2 separate regions of the Homo sapiens genome follow, and region 2 is linked to region 1. Evidence: chromatin loops called from intact Hi-C (ENCODE). Cell type or tissue: Calu3. All regions are shown on one strand. Links, peaks and the distances in the headings refer to the core of each region. The heading gives the core; the rest is flanking DNA.

Region 1 (2,927 bases), core at 207-2,706:
GGTGGGGAAAAGATTGAGAAATCGGATGGTTGCCGTGTCTGTGTAGAAAGAAGTAGACATGGGAGACTTTTCATTTTGTTCTGCGCTAAGAAAAATTCTTCTGCCTTGGGATCTTGTTGATCTGTGACCTTACCCCCAACCCTGTGCTCTCTGAAACATGTGCTGTGTCCACTCAGGGTTAAATGGATTAAGGGCAGTGCGAGATGTGCTTTGTTAAACAGATGTTTGAAGGCAGCATGCTCGTTAAGAGTCATCACCACTCCCTAATCTCAAGTAATCAGGGACACAAACACTGTGGAAGGCCACAGGGTCCTCTGCCTAGGAAAACCAGAGACTTTTGTTCACTTGTTTATCTGCTGACCTTCCCTTCACTATTGTCCCATGACCTTGCCAAATCCCCCTCTGTGAGAAACACCCAAGAATTATCAATAAAAAAATAAATTAAAAAAAAAAAAAAAAGAAAGGACCTACCATGCACAGCCAAGGAACACCATCGATTTGCTTTGCCTCCTTCGCATTGTTACATAAACCTGGAAACAGGCATTGTCAGGAAAAAGGAAGTTAGCATATTCAAACTCTAATTCAGATTCCAACACTCATTAATCATAGAAATTTGAAAATTAGACACAGTGAGGACAAAGAGCACATTCTAAGTGAATACCAAAGGAACACTTACTATCTCCTTCCTCAATTCAATGCATTTTTGCTTTCTTTGGTGTATATGACAACTGTTTGCTCATGCTCACAACAAAAGCACTAACTGTGCATACAATCACTCAGTGTTTTGGTTTTATATTGCCTCTTCTGTGTATGATTTTTTTTCCTTAGCTAATTATTGTCTTCAGAACCGAACCACATTTCAGGAAACAGCAGATTTCCTCACACCATCTATAAGAGGGCGGGGCAACATAAGAGGCACTGGGTAAATACCATTTTTCATTAACACCTAGGATTTACTTTTTCGCATTCCTCCAAGGCACAGGAATGAGAAAAAGAAAATCAAGTGGGAGAATTCAATTCTACAAACAATTCCTGTAGCCCTAATAAGCGCACAGTATTGTGCTGTAGCCCTGTCCTACAGAGGTACATAAAAAGCTTTTCAGTCATTGTCATATAGGTCTTCAGAACACCCAGGTGAGATAAATAATTAGCAAATGAGGAGCTGCAATAAGTAGCATGCATAAGCCAGCGGAGAGAGAACTTGTCCTGTGTATTTGGGGACTTGTGGAAAACAGAGGCCTCCTATCTCCCAGACTTATATTCTATCCACTTTGGAAAAGCTTCTCCAATTCCAATTTGTACCCAAAAATCTATCCCAAGAGTAATTTATTTCTAATTATTCCTGACATTGGCACAATTAGAGGACCTCCGAAAAATCTTCTAAACATTTGCCTCTTGTATATAAAATCTCATTCAGAATAATGATTCTAAATGCAAGGAAATTTTGCTGATTACATCCCTACTTTATCTAAATTATTATTCAGTGCTCCAGTTTTCCATAAACTTTTCTTTAACCTCCTATAATTACTGTAGCTACAAAAAAGCCTTGGATTAGCTAACTTGTGCCATCTAAAGGTTATAGTAAGAACTTCTTTAGCCATGAAAAAAAAAATATTCGCAGCAGACTTTCTACAAAATGAATTTGAAAAAATTGTTTTGTGTAAGGTTTAAATATAAAACAGGTAACAACGGTTTGAGCATATGTTATTGATATTATTTCAAATTAAGATAAAGGAAAAAATCAAGAAACCTCTGGAAGTCTTAGCTTTATCAATCGTGGGATCTTAGGCAAATTATTTTAACCTCTCTGACCTCATTTCTCATTTATAAGACAAAAAGTCTGAACGTGATTTCAAAAGAAACCTGCTAATGTAATTTTTTAATTTTATGAAATGAAAAACTTAAATTTCTAAGTACGTGAAATTCAAAGAAATGGGTAGGTTAAAAGTGGGTTAGTGTATTAAGACAGAAGTGAAATAAGCTCAAAGATTTTACAGTCCTTTCTCTTCTTTTCAAATAAATATTGTAATTCACAGGATCCCGTGTGTGTGTGTGTGTGTGTGTGTGTGGTGTTGTATATAAACACTTTGACAGATACTGGCCAGCTGTTCATCAAACGATTGCCTCTTTTCTGGGAATATGGTGGTGTACATTTTCCAGGCTCCCTCACAATTAGACTCTGACAATGTGATTGAGTTCTCCCCAAAGGAATGTAATTAGAAACATGTATGCCACTTCCATGTCAAGCCCATAAAAACTTCACATGTATGACCGTCCATGCTCTTCCTCCTTCTGCTGCTTGATGTGGACATGTGTGACAACTTTGAGAGGAACTGGGTGTCCCAGTTATCACTTGGAGGAGATTCACCTCTCTACCAGAAAAACCCATATAGAATTGTATGTGAACAAGAAATAAACTTATTTTATGTGTTAGCCATTATATATCCGTGGCTTTGTTACATCAGTTAGCCTCTAATAAAACAAGTATTTTGAATTCAAATTGGCCAAGGACAGATTTATGCTCCTTCCTTCTGGGATCCCCTTAAAAAAATGCCAGATCTAAAATCATGTGAGACATATGACTTTCTAATTTTACTTGTGCTGTGAACTTAAATAAGAATGTGCAAATCTTGTCACCTCAAGAAAGGAAAAGAAGAAAGCACCAGGAGCCATTTTAAATAGGATGACACAATCCGAGCTACAAGGAAAGTAGAAACAGCCTCTAAGGTAGCCCTGAAGTGGCTCAGTGCCTAGTACAATGTCTTCTTGCACATAACTCATGTTCAAAAATATTTCTTGAATGAAACGAATGAATGAATGAATGGCTCACAAATCTAATTATTTCTGAAGTAGACTATGAAAAAAGGATCTATTATGTGTGCCATAGAATGGCTGGATTTTAATGCATTTAGGACAAGATTGTTATC
Region 2 (2,927 bases), core at 175-2,674, 110 kb before region 1:
CATCTGTAAACTGTGGATGAAGTAACTACCTCTTCCACAGGGCTATTAGGATTAAATAAGAAGCTTTGTAATTCTGCCTTCCCAATCAAATAATAGATCTTTTTATATTGCTAAGAATTTACCTATTTTTATACCAATTAATTTTAGAATGTTACCAAGTTTGTATATGAATCTGTATAAAATATTATATACTTTTTTCTAAATCAGATTTCAATCTACATAATTTATTATATTAATTACTCAGGTTATCATTATCAATAGCAAATACTGGATGAGTAAAACAGTAGTAAACTTCAGTGCCCTCAGGTCTTGCTGAAGTAATTCTTACCTTCCAGGATTATATTGAAAAACAAAATACTCCAAATACCTCTAAGACCTTCACTCAGTGAGTCCCTTTTATTTAAAAAGTTTCAGAGAGTAAGTAAAAAGAGTACTTTGGTAGGAACTAGTTTATCACCCTGTCTCTAGAAAGGATTGGGAGCAATCATTTTGAGCAGGTGGGTATCTAAATCATTAAGAATGTTGGGAGGAAGGAGGCCAATGGTAAAGAAGCTCTTCCTTCTAACAAACATGAATCCTTTACCTTGACCATTTTTCTACTTTACTCCATTTATGAGATTAAATCAGTTTGATTGAGGAAGCTAGGTATAATAAGGTTTTAAATCCACACAGATCAAGAAGTATCACCAACTTGAATTTAACCACTATCTTTTCTTTAACCACAAGAGTTCACAGGATAGCACCATTAAATAATATTTGCAAAGCATGCACAGTGCCCCACACAGAACTAGTAAAGATACGGTTATTTTACTCCAGGGGTTTACAGTCTGGAAACAAAAAAAGTATATTGTGAAGAATCTGAATACTTTTAAAAATCTGTGTGTTATTGTTGAGGATAGACTCTCTATTTCAGAGATGGAGAAACAAAGAGAAAAAATTGATACCATGACCCTAGATCACACAGGGAGTGACAGATTCAAAATAATTTCAGTCTTCTTTGTCCTATTACTAGTGCATTCTCATCACTAGTCTACAGTGGCTTATTCAAAAGTAGTTCTAAATTATTTCTTAAACCAAAAGCAGCACAAATTATAAAAGTCTAAATGGTACTCAACACCATTCAAGGTGCAGATAATTTTTGCCCATGAAAACATGCTAAAGGGACTCCATGTTGTGGTAAGTTATCAAATTATGGAAAGAACATTGCAGAGATTAAAATGTTGCATAAGAGAGAGAAAGCAGCATGAGTCAGGGGTTTGGGAAATATGAGTCAGACTGAAGGGAAGGAGCCAAAAACATAGAGAATGAGGGCCTAAGCAGGGACTTAATGGACACCACAGAGATGTGGACAAAGTTGTCTCCATTAACTTTGAGAGAAAATCAAATGTGCGGTTCCCTAGACGTGGGGGTCGGTGTGATAAAGAGGCTAGAAGAGCTGAGCAAAGATTAGCCTGTGTTATTTAAAGCAACTAACGGTGCCAAAGTCAGCAAGAGAGGGACCTACAATAGTATAAATCACTAGGAGGGAGCACGTGGGCACATTTTTGAAAAATGAGGGAATCACCAAATATTGCCATTAGCTATTGTTAATGTATTAGAATGACGAAATGTGTTATGGTATTTTAGGAAGCACAATCTATTATTTTGTTCTTTGGTAATGTTAACATTAGGCTCTGTCTACATAGTTCAGAGAGACTCCTTATGTTGTTCAATCCAGACTCTCTAATCCTGCCTTTAAGGCCTTGAATTTTGTTCACGACAGATCTAGCATTTCATGATCCTCTTCAACCAGGCACTGCACCAGGCTCCTCACACAGAGCCCCGGCAGCTGTGCTGACGCCATCTGTCTGCCATTCTTCTCATGGAAACCAGTTTTGTCTTATCAGCATTTTCTAATGTGAGCTGCTTTCTGCCTAGAAACAGCTTCCTTTTCCTGGCAACCCATGTATCTCGTCTTCTTCAAAATGCAGTGGAGAACCCACCTCTTCTGGCGAATCTGCTTTATACCTCATAGCCTCTGCACTCCTGGACTCACTTGCTCAACATCATTTTTCTTTTACTAACATCTTACTGATTTTGCTGTGTTTCTCAGATATACCTTGTTACTCTGCTTCATACATTTTTAGCTCCATTAGGTAAAACACTGATCCTACTTTTCCTGAAACTTTAGGTACCAATTCTCAGCAAATGGTAATAACTCATTTATCCATTTATTGCACAAATATTTATTGAAAATCCACCATGTTTCATGCACTATCCTAGGCACTGGGAATACAGGGGGGAAAATAAGACATAGATCCCCCATCCCCACCCAAAGAGCTTGGGTCCAGGTCCCAGGAAATTTATTAACTGACTGCCTGAAAAACCAAGTGAGCTTAACTGTCAAGGATAAATTATAATCATGCAAAAACAACAAAAAATTTCTCCCCATAGTAATTTGTCCTAGATTATCAGGAAAATCATGGCTGACCTGAGTAGTTTCCCTTATAAATAAAGCATTGCTTTTGCTAATGCAGATATTCTCCCATACAAATGTAGGAAACAGATTTTTCTTACACACCATGGAGATACCTACAAAAGGCTGTGTTTGCACTATGGGAAGTCAGGAGCAAGTAGAGGGCAGTGGACTGTCATCAACACTCCTGGGAGAGCCACCTTTTCCAGAGCATCTGCACAGGGATGGGTATTCTGCTTTGAGTTTCTGACATCATTGTCCATTTTAGTAAATTTTGTATCATAGTGAGCTTTCTGGTATTTATGACAAATGGAAATGCATAGAAGTAGAAAAGCCAAACATAACGGAATTTAACAATGTATAATAATTTTATATGACTTTGCATAGATGTGTAAATAAGTAATTCCAGGATCTCAAAGTATAATTTTCAAAATAATATTGTGTTATTTAAATAAACTAATAAATTGACATT

What was found. A loop is a pair of places that touch in the nucleus more often than their neighbours do. Peaks named below come from ENCODE experiments on the same cell type or tissue, not always from the same donor. Only the 100,000 strongest peaks of a DNase experiment are listed, where the experiment ranks them.
Region 2: a loop joins it to region 1, with 6 times the contacts of the local background. A loop is called at or near these places in 2 of 110 quality-filtered maps.

The regions. Positions count from the first base shown.
Region 1 is chr2:55,770,457-55,773,383 of GRCh38, reverse strand. It overlaps LOC107985811 (a long non-coding RNA gene), which reads right to left. Exons shown (of 3, transcript XR_001739192.2): 3 at 3-530. Among named protein-coding and RNA genes, the nearest start is that of PNPT1, 78 kb to the right of the region's middle. In Calu3, for the core only: a CTCF peak has its summit at 1,563; a DNase peak (open chromatin) is centred at 893.
Region 2 is chr2:55,884,217-55,887,143 of GRCh38, reverse strand. The region is part of intron 5 of EFEMP1 (EGF containing fibulin extracellular matrix protein 1); the gene reads left to right. Among named protein-coding and RNA genes, the nearest start is that of EFEMP1, 38 kb to the left of the region's middle. In Calu3, for the core only: no CTCF peak of the experiment used is centred there; a DNase peak (open chromatin) is centred at 1,253.